Linked DNA regions of Homo sapiens: region 1 is linked to region 2. Evidence: read pairs that join two places in POLR2A ChIA-PET (ENCODE). Cell type or tissue: B cell. All regions are shown on one strand. Each heading gives the region's core, and the rest is flanking DNA. Links, peaks and the distances in the headings are about the cores only.

The links. ChIA-PET counts read pairs that join two places held together with the same protein. Peaks named below come from ENCODE experiments on the same cell type or tissue, not always from the same donor. Only the 100,000 strongest peaks of a DNase experiment are listed, where the experiment ranks them.
Region 1: POLR2A ChIA-PET joins it to region 2 with 9 read pairs; 7 of 35 experiments call an interaction of 5 or more read pairs at or near these places.

The regions. Positions count from the first base shown.
Region 1 is chr12:110,630,783-110,636,163 of GRCh38, reverse strand. It overlaps TCTN1 (tectonic family member 1), which reads right to left. Exons shown (of 15, transcript NM_001082538.3): 5 at 3,605-3,692; 6 at 1,385-1,494. Among named protein-coding and RNA genes, the nearest start is that of TCTN1, 19 kb to the right of the region's middle. In B cell, for the core only: no CTCF peak of the experiment used is centred there; no DNase peak of the experiment used is centred there; H3K4me3 peaks cover 404 bases; H3K27ac peaks cover 1,692 bases.
Region 2 is chr12:110,680,547-110,685,927 of GRCh38, reverse strand. HVCN1 (hydrogen voltage gated channel 1) reads left to right here. Exons shown (of 8, transcript NM_032369.4): 3 at 2,664-2,703. The coding sequence starts at 2,683. Among named protein-coding and RNA genes, the nearest start is that of HVCN1, 5.9 kb to the left of the region's middle. In B cell, for the core only: no CTCF peak of the experiment used is centred there; no DNase peak of the experiment used is centred there; H3K4me3 peaks cover 2,850 bases; H3K27ac peaks cover 4,882 bases.

The sequences.
Region 1 (5,381 bases), core at 61-5,060, 50 kb after region 2:
GAAGCACAGTTCTTGCACTCCTGGTCACTCTCACTGCACCTGTCCTTGCTGGAAGGCCACCATTGCTTGCCCAGGCGATTTCCACAGACTCCTAACTGGTCTTCCTGCCTCTGGCCCAAGCCTCCTCAATGACAAGCTCTTGCCTCCCCAGTAGAGCTGCAGCTTTCTTTCTGAAGGGCCCACTGAGAAACGTGGGGAGGGAGACAAATAGACCTGTTTGGAGAGACCTGTGCTGAAAGAGAACTGTACCTGGATGCCCAAGGAATTGCTTCAAGACAACTGTGAGCTCAAGCTAACTAGAAGAATTCACAAGCCTAGATGGCTGACTTACACAAGAGAGGGAGAGAGAAAATGAGGGGAGAGGGAAAGGTTAAATTTGATCCTAAAAACTGAGGTCCAGATAAATAATGGTGCCATGAACCACCCTACCCCTGTACCCCTCATAAAAAGGAAATTGGGAAGGGGACCCCTTTGACAATAATCGTATGTTTCTGGCGGGGCAGTTGTTTTGTTTTGTTAGAGACCAGGTCTCACTCTGTCACCCAGGCTGGAGTGCGATCATAGCTCACTGCAACCTTAGCTCACTGCAACCTCAGCTCACTGCAACCTCAGCCTCTTAGGATCAAGTGATCCTCCTGTCTTAGCCTCCTGAGTAGCTGGGACCACAGGTGTGCACAACCATGACACAAAAGGTTTTTTTTTATTATTTTTTGTAGGGACAGGGTCTCATTATGTTGCCCAGGCTGGTTCTTGAACTCTTAGCCTCAAGTGATCCTCCTGCCTCAGCCTATCATATGGTTTTTAATCATTGAAAAAGGTCTTCTTCCCTTGCCACCCTCCATCTCATCTGTCATGTGGGCCAGTGGCCTCATCATTTCTTCAGTTTAGGGTTCAGTCACTGTAACCAGAGAGAAGGGGCCCCTTCACCATTGTGCCCACTTCTCCCATTTCCTGTTCTTTCCTGACTGCCTGTGTCATCTGCCAACCAGAAAGTGGATTTCCTCTTCTTTTCTGGCCTGTTTCTGAGAGGGAGCCCTTTTTGGGGCTAATAAGATTATTTCTGTCACAGACATGAAGATGTTTTTATGATTTCTAAAGTTTTTAGTTATTCGTAAAGATTTGTTTTTATTCAGGAGACAGATATTGGTTACCATCAAAATGAATGAAAGAAAAAAATCAACAAAAGCAAAATATGAGCTAACTATAAAAAAATAAAAATTATTTAAAGGATTATTTCAATAATCACTGATATAAAAGTACTGGAGAAATTTAAACTCGAGTGTCAATCATGTACTGAAATTATTCTGTACTTGTCATATTTTAAAAGCGCAGAAAGAACAGAAACATACCTAATGAGTAAGTTCCACTTCAAAATAATTCTTACCCTCAGAATTTCCGGGCTGCTGTAAAAAGCCATGCTGAGGGCTTCAATTTCTTCACACTGTTCTAAATTTATTTTTCTGGTGCACTTAACAGCCTGGTTCACCAGAAACGCTAGAAATCATTAACATTCCCAAGGAAAAAAAAATACAAAAGAGAAGAAATTTTTCAATTTTCCAATGGCAACTAAAAAGTTTTAATCTAGGTAAAACTGTAAAATAAGTTACAACACAGATATACAATTTTGTTGTTGTTTGTTTTGTTTTTTTAGTAGAGACAAGGTTTCACCGTGTTGCCCAGACTGGTCTCAAACTCCTCACCTCAAGTGATCCTCTCGCCTCGGCCTCCCAGAGTGCTGGGATTACAGGTGTGAACCAGTACGCCTGGCCTACAATGTTTTAAATTATTTTTCAAAAAGAATACATTCATGAGATTCAAAATTCAAAAAGCACAAAAAGATAATGAGTAAATCCCCCTCCAATTCTTGTCCTGCCCCCCAGCTACCACCAGTCCCCTTCTCCAGAGGCAACTGGCATGAGGCTTCTTGTGTCTCTTTCTAGAAATATTCTATGGAAATAAAAACAAATATGTGTGTAAAAAACATACATATATTTTTATTATTATTTCTTTCCCCTTTTGGAAACAAATGTACAATATATACACTATTCTGCCCCTCATTTTGTTTACTGAACAATATATCTTGGAGATTGGCCTGTCTTTACATGAAGCAGCTCCTCCTTTCTTGGGGATAATTAGTATTATAGATGTGGCATAATTATTATACCAGTTCCCTATTAATGAACACTTAAGTTGTCTCCATCTTTGCTACCACCAACAATGCTGCAATCTATTATTTTGCATATTGGCCAGCATTTCTGTAGGATCAACTCCTGGAAGTAGAACAGCTGGGTTGAAGAGCACATTCATTTCTAATCTGGATACAAATTGCTAAATTGCCCTTCACCAAGGTTGTACCAATTTACAGTCTCACCAGCTATGTAGGTGGACTGCCTGTTTCCCCACAGCTTCAGTTTTTTTGAGTTTTGCCAATCTGACAGGGGAAAATGGTATCTCAGTTTGGTTTTTAGGTTTTGTTGTGGGGGAGGGGGAGTTGTTTTTGGTTTTGTTTTCTTTTTTTTTTTTCTTTGAGACAGGGTCTTGTTCTGTCACCCAGGATGGAGTGCAGTGGTGCAATTTCAGCTCACTGCAACCTCCACCTCCCTGGCTCAAGCAATCCTCCTACCTCAGCCTCCTGAGTAGCTGGAACTACAGATGTGCACCACTATGTCTGGCTAATTTTTGTATTTTTTATAAAGACAGGGTTTCACTATGTTGCCCAGGCTCAAACTCCTAATCTCAAGCAATCTGCCCACCTCAGCCTCCCAAAGTGCTGGGATTACAGGCATAGCCGCCACACCCAGCCTTTGGTTTGGTTTTAATTTACACTGTTCTTCGTGTGTGCAAGATTGTCTTTTCAGCAGAATACATTTGTCTTTTCAGCAGAATACAGAATACATTCCTATCGTCCATTACTTAGCTTCTTCATAGTGAGGCCCCTTGGGGATGGGAGAGCCAAGCCTGCTGCCTTCCACTGCCTAGGGGGCCATTCTGCAAACTCTTGGAGGCTCCTGAATGGAGAGGAGCATAGGGGAGCACAGGCTGCAGGCCAACTGCATGGGGTCCATTCCTGTTCCACCACCACCTGAGTGAGCCTGAACAAGAAACTGTACATCTCTGTTTCCTGCTCTAAAAAATGGAGATACTAACCTGGCCTCAAGGGATTACAGAGAGTATTTAAGGGAAAACACATACAAGCACTTAACACAATACCCAGCACACAATATGTGCTTAATAATGGTTAGCTGTTGATATGCTTTAGAACTTTCCAACAACTGGAAGTGTTAAACAATTGAGTGAGCTGTTTTCAGGTAGTCAGTTCCCCATCACTACAAGTGCTCAAGCAGTGACTGCATGTGGTAGAAAAGACTGGCCCTGGGTGAGAAATTGAACTACGTGACCTTTGAGGCCTCTTTTAACCCGAAGATTCTGTTTTTAGTTACGAGGCCTGTTTAATGATGACTACTACAAATGTAAAGTATTAAGTTGGTGCAAAAATAATTGCGATTTTGGTCATTACTTTTAATGGCAAAAACCGCAACTACTTTTCCACCAACCTAATAATAACAGCAAATGTCTAAGGAAAGAAGAATGACCACTTTCTTACCTGCAGGGTTATTATCAGTGCACAGAGATGATGTCAGGGACGAAGGAAATCTCAGAAACGAATCTGAAGTCTGCAGAGGAACCCCATACTGCAAACACAACAACCAACAGTCGTTATGGTGTAATTAAAGTATTCATTCAACACTTACTGGGCACCCACAATGTGCCAAGCAGCACTGCAGGCATCAGAGACACACTGATGAGCAAAAAACAGATGTGGTCCTTGCCCTCAAGAAGCTCACATCTAGTTGTGTCGCCATTTTTAAAAGGATGTGTTTCTGTATGTGCATGTTACTGTATTTGCAGGCTTCTTAGTCATGGAATTCCTCTGGAAGGGTACATGAGACAATGACATAACGATCTGCCTCTGCAGACAGGAACTAGGTGGCTGGACACAGGGTTGAGAGAATTATTTTTCGCTAGCATTAATTATTTAAATAACATATACAGTATACATTAAAATCATAAAAATCAATTTTTTATAAATCAGTTTTATGAAAGAATGCCTTCTTTCCCAAAACCAAACCCCACAAAATTATTTTCCAATCTTCAAAACCCAGATTAATAGCTATTAGGCTTATAGCCAATTTTCTCGAACTTGAAAGTTTATCCAAATGCTTTAGTGCCAGCAGGAGTATGGGAAACAACTCCTTCCACTCACTGGAGCTGGGAGTGTAAAGCACTGCAATTTTTCTGGAGGGCAATCTGGTATCAATATTTAAATTTTCCATTCATTTTTACCAAACTAACTCATTTATAGGAATGTATCCTAAGGATTTAATCAGTGAAGTGTACAAAAATGTATGTATATATGAGAATGTTCATTGTGGATAACAGCAAAAACTGGAAACATGTCTGTTAAGAGTGGAACAGCTCAGATACATACACAGAAAATAATATTTTGGCTTTGTTTGTTTGTTTGTTTTTGAGATGGAGTCTTGCTCTATTGCCCAGGCTGGAGTGCAGTGGCATGATCTCAGCTCACTGCAACCTCCGCTTCCTGGGTTCAAGCGATCCTCATGCCTCAGCCTTCCAAGTAGCTGGAACTACAGGCACGCACCACCACGCCCAGCTAATTTTTGTATTTTTAGTAGACATGGGGTTTCACTATATTGTCCAGGCTGGTGTGGAACTCCTGACCTCAAGTGATTTGCCCGCCTCGGCCTCCCAAAGTGCTGGGATTATAGGCGTGAGCCACCATGCCCAGCCAAGAATATTTTGTAAACTACAGCTCTAGGGCTGGGTGCAGTGGCTCACATCGTAATCCCAGCACTTTGGGAGGCCGAGGCGAGCGGATTACCTGAGGTCAGGAGTTCAAGACCAGCCTGGCCAACATGGTGAAACCCCGTCTCTACAAAAATACAAAAATTAGCTGAAGACCAGCCTGGCCAACATGGTGAAACCCCATCTCTACAAAAATACAAAAATTAGCTGATCATGATGGCAGGTGCCTGCAATCCCAGCTACTTGGGAGGCTGAGGTGGGAGAATTGCTTGAACCTGAGAGGCGGAGGTTGCAGTGAGCCAAGATCACACCACTGCACTCCAGCCTGGGCGACACAGCAAGACTCCATCTCAAAAACAACAACAACAACAACAACAACGCAGCTCTATCACTAGTTCTGACAAGTTGCTTTCCTGTGCCTAAGTTTTTCTCATCAGGTAAATGGAGACAATGGTGCATCCCTCCCAGGGGGGTGCATGAAGTAATGCCTGAAAAGCTCTTCACAGTGCCTGGCACATGGAAAATGCTCAATGGTAAATTTTATATTGACATGG
Region 2 (5,381 bases), core at 291-5,290:
GGAGGATCACTTGAACTCAGGAGTTTGAGACCAGCCTGGATAACATAGTGAGACCCCCCTTTCTACAAAAATTAGCTGGACTTGGTAGTGTGTGCCTATAGTCCCAGCTACTCGGGAGGTTGAGGTGGGAGGATCGCTTGAGTCCAGGATCTTGAGGCTGCAGTGAGCTCTGATCGCACCACTGCATTCTAGCCAGGGTGACAGAGTGAGACCCCAACTCCAAAACAAAACAAAACAACAACAACAAAAAAAAAAGGGTGTGCAGGGTTATTTATGGAAGCGCTGGGGTGGGAGGAGATTGGAAACAACCGTAAATGTCCATCACTAGTAGGATTAAACACATTCCTACAGGGGACTCATGTGCAGCCATGACAAGGCGTGCACTTCATACAGGACACACTGGCATAGAACCACCTCTGAGATACTGTGTTAGTCTTCTGTGGCTGCTGTAACAAATGGCCACAAGCTTGGCAGCTTAAGATAACACACATTTATTATGCTACAGTTCTGGAAGTCAAAAGTCCACAATCGGTCTCAGTGGGCTCGAGTCAAGGTATGGGCAGGGCTGTGTTGCTGCTGCAGGCTCTGGGGGAGAATCTGTTTGCTTGCCTTCCCAACTTCTAGAGGGGCCCACATGCCTTGGATTGAGGCCCCATCCTCCATCTTTAAAGCACTGAATCTTCAGATCTTTCTGACTCCAGCCTCTGCTTCTGTCCTCACAATCTCTTCTTTCTCCTGCCTCCACTTATCAAAGACCCCTCTGATGACATTGGGTCCACTAGGATAATCCAAAATCATTCCCTCCATCTTGAGAGCTGCAACTTAATCATGTCTGCAAAATCCTTTTTGCTATGTAAAGTAATATACAAGTTCAAGGATTAGGGTATGTGCATCTTTGAAGGGGAGCATTATTTTGCCTACCACACCCTGAAGGGAAATAAGGTTCACAGCAGTATGTGGGTTCACATTTGTTTACAAAAAAAATAAAATAAAAGGTTGGGGGAGAGTATCTACTCATGTGCTTGTGAGGGCATAGAATACTCCAGAAGGCGACGTAGGAAACTGGTCAGAGGGTCAGAGCGACCACTTCTGGGAAGGATAATGGGTAGAGGGGAGACTGACTTGTCATAGAATATCTTTTTGTATAATTTAAACTTTTTACTACATGCATAGATCACCTATGTTAAAAATAACGTTTTAAAGTAACACCTACTCATTGTAAAAGTTCACGCCTCCCAGAAGCAGAGAAGGAAAGCCCCACACCCAGATCACTCCCTTTTCTTCCAAAGATAACCACTGCGAAGAGTGATCCTTACGGACCAAAAAAAAGCATCTGTATTTCTTTTGACTTAGATGGGGTCATCCTGTAGACTCTGCCGTAATGTGACTCCTCTGTTTGCTCTGTGGCTGGCGTCTTTCCACGTCCATATGTGAATACTCAACAGCACTAGCAGCTCCTGCTGCTCAGAGGTGCATTCACTGATATAGCTGGTGGTGGGTGTTCAGAAGGTTTTACTGTTTTTCAGAGCAACCCCAACACTGTAATGTCTGTCTTTTTTCAATTGGAGTGAAATTCACATAATGTAAAGCTAACCATTTTAAAGTGAATAATTCAGTGGCATTTAAGTACATTTCACAGTGTGCGGCCTTCACCTCTATCAGAACATTTTCACTGTTTTTCTTTGTATTAAAATTAATAATATATCATTTTGCTTTTTAAAAAATACCTTGTTAGCTGCACAGAACATTTGCATCATCCCAAAAGGAAACCCCCTAATCCATTAAGCAGTCACTCCCCATCCTTCCCTGTCCCCAGCCCCTGGCAACCACCAATCTGCTTGTTCTGGACATTTCATATCCTGTTCCGGACATTTCATATCAATGGAATCATACAATATGTGACATTTTATGTCTGGCTTTTTTCACTTAGCATGGTATCTTTGAGGTTCATCTACATTGTAATAAGTATCAATACTTTATTTCTCTCTCTTTTTTTTTTTCCTTTTTTTTTTTTTTTTAGATAGAGTCTTGTTCTGTTGCCCAGGCTGGAGTGCAGTGGCACGATCTCGGCTTACTGCAACCTCTGCCTCCTGGGTTCAAGCGATTCTCCTGCCTCAGCCTCCGAAGTAGCTGGGATTACAGGTCCCCACCACCATGCCCAGCTAATTTTTGTATTTTTAGTAGAGACGGGTTTTCACCATGTTGGCCAGGCTGGTCTCAAACTCCTGACCTCAGGTGATCCACCCACCTTGGCCTCCCAAAAGTGCTGGGATTACAAGTGTGAGCCACCACACCTGGCCCCCTTCATTTCTTTTTATGGCCAAATAACGTTCCATTGTGTGGACAGACCCATTTTGTTGATCCATTCATCCATTGATGGACAAGCGGGTCGTTTCCACCTTTTGGCTTTTAAGAATAATGCTGTGAAAGCCTATGAACTTTCGTGTACAAATAAGTATTTGTTTGAGTCCCTGTTTCAGTTCATTTGGCTCTATATCCAGGATGTATGCCCTCCTACATATACTTTGTACTTTACACTAATTTCGGGCACAGTTAAAACTAAACTAACTTAAAACTAATTTGTAAGAAAGGATTACAGAGCACATACCAAGGCAGATGGCAGCAAGATGATAGATCTGGACAAATGTCTTTTTATTTTTCAGATCCAGAGGCAACAGGGACATGGCCACCTGGGACGAAAAGGTAATGGATTCTGTGGTCTTGCAGCATTAGAGGATATCCCAGCCTTGAGAGGATAATTCTGTTTGGTGTTTCAAACAGGAGAGGGAGAACTCCCTGTTCAGGTGTTTCCACTATACTGAAATATTTAAAATCAAAATGATGAAAAGCTGTAAAAGGACTTCACAAAACCTCCAAGTAGCCTGATATTCCACATCAGACCATTTGAATCCCAGCCCTGTATGTTAATAACTATGTGCGGTTTTTTTTGTTTTTTTTTTTTTGAGATGGAGTTTCACTCTTGTTTCCCAGGCTGGAGTGCAATGGTGCAATCTCAGCTCACCAGAACTTCTGCCCCCCAGGGTTCAAGCGATTTTCCTGCCTCAGCCTCCCAAGTAGCTGGGATTACAGGCATGCACCACCACACCTGGCTAACTTTGTATTTTTAGTAGAGATGGGGTTTCTGCATGTGGGTCAGGCTGGTCTCGAACAGTGCATGTTAATAACTATGTGTCCTTAGGCACAAAATAACTGTGTGCCCTTCAATTCCCTGAGCCTCAGTTTCCTTATCTGGAAAATAGTGAAAAGATTATTTACCACCCCTGCCCTTGCAGGATTGTCGGGAAGATTTGATAATACAGTGGTCTCAGAATGTTAGGCAAGTACTGAGCCCATACAGGGCTTGGGCACAGAGAAGTAAAGTCACTTCTGAAGATCACACAGCTAGAAAGTGGCAGAAATGGGATTTTAGGCCAGGTGTGGTGGCTCATGCCTGTAATCCCAGCACTTTGGGAGGCCAAGGTGGGCAAGTCACTTGAGGTCAGGAGTTCAAGATGAGCCTGGTCAACATGGCAAAACCCTATCTCTACAAAAATACAAAAATTAGCCAGGCGTGGTGACATGCGCCTGTAATCCCAGCTACTAGGGAGGCTGAGGCAGGAGAATTGCTTGAACTTAGGAGGCAAAGGCACGGTGGCTCACGCCTGTAATTCCAGCATTTTGGGAGGCCGAGGCAGGTGGATCACCTGAAGTCAGGAGTTTGAGACCAGCCTGGCCAACATGGTGAAACCCCATCTCTACTAATAGTACAAAAATTAGCCAGGCATCCTGACACACACCTCTAATCCCAGCTGCTTAGGAGGATAAGGCAGGAGAATCGCTTGAACTTGGGAGGCAGAGGTTGCAGTGAGCCAAGATCGCACCATTGCACTCCATCCTGGGTGACAAGAGCAAAACTCCGTCTCCAAAAAAAAACAGAAATTGGGATTTCAACCTGGCCTGACTCCAGAGGAAATGCTTTCCTCCTGTACCTTATGGCCATCTCGAGTAGGAAATAGACTGTGTCTTTGATATGTGAGGTGCAGGTTTGTTGGATTTGGGGGGCATTGGTTGTGAAGATTGGGGGCAAGGTAGAAAGGAAGTGTTGACTTTCACATCAGCTGTTCATCTTGAGGTTCTGGGGGCCTAGCCAGGCCAAGCTGGCGAGGGCAGAGCAGGAAGCTCAGGGCAGCAGCAGGGGTGAGTGGGGCAGAGTCTGAGAAGCAAATGTGAGGGTCAGAATGACCACGGGATGATGATGATGATGATGGTGATTGTGTATTTCATCAAATTGATGACCCTGGTAACTGTAAGAGTTAGGAGCCCCAGGAGCTCCAGGTATCCTTCATAAGAGAGTCAGCATGGAAGAAAGGTTAAGTGGGAACTGTTCATGCTTTTCCTTCATTTGTAGTTCCCTATTAAATTAGGCAAACCAAAAAGAACATTCGGAAATGCTTAATGCTGATTAGACTGTGATGAAACCAGCTCACTCATACATATCACGGGGGACTGGGTCAACCCATGCCACTGTTCTAGACACAAAATTTGACCATGTGTATCAAGAATCTTGAAAATATCCATATTCAAGCCTGGTCATCTCACTTATGGGAAAAGAACCCATAAAAAAGAAAAAGTACAATTTATGGCACCATGTTTCTTAGCACATGAGACAACACTATGCGTGCACCTTATTTTATGTACTATGAAGAAAAAAAGCAAAACCATGTGCTGCCATTTACTGTGATAAAAAGTAACACAGGCTGAAACCGATCAATTGTCAGGCCCAGCCAGATTTCAGAGACATTAAAATGTGAGAAAACGTGGTCTTAGAATTGGATTAAAAACCATCCAAAATGGTTTAAAAACATGCAAAATGCAATAATGAGATCATTTGACTCCTTGGTAAGTTTCCTGGCCTCTGAACAGGTGCGAATCTGACGCATATAGTGGTAAAAAATAAGATAGAAAATTGTCTGCTGCCTTTTTTTGTTTTGTTTTTTTGAGACAGGGCCTGGTTCTGTCTTCCAGGCTAGAGTGCAGTGGTGCAATCTCGGCTCACTTCAACCTCCGTCTCCTGGGTTCAAATGGTTCTTGGGCCTCAGCCACCCTAGTAACTGGAATTACAGGTGTGCGCCACCATCTCCAGCTAGTTTTTTTTGTTTTGTTTTGTAGTTTTGGTAGAGACAGGGTTTCTCCATATTGGCCAGGCTGGTCTCGAACTCCTGGCCTCAAGTGATCCACCTGCCTCAGCCTCCCAAAGTGCTAGAATTACAGGCATGAGCCACCGCACCTGGCCCACTGTCTTTGATTATAATTGTAAAAGATAAAGACAGGTGGGAGAGAAAGAGGTAGATGGGTAGATGATACATAAGTTTGGTGTGCAG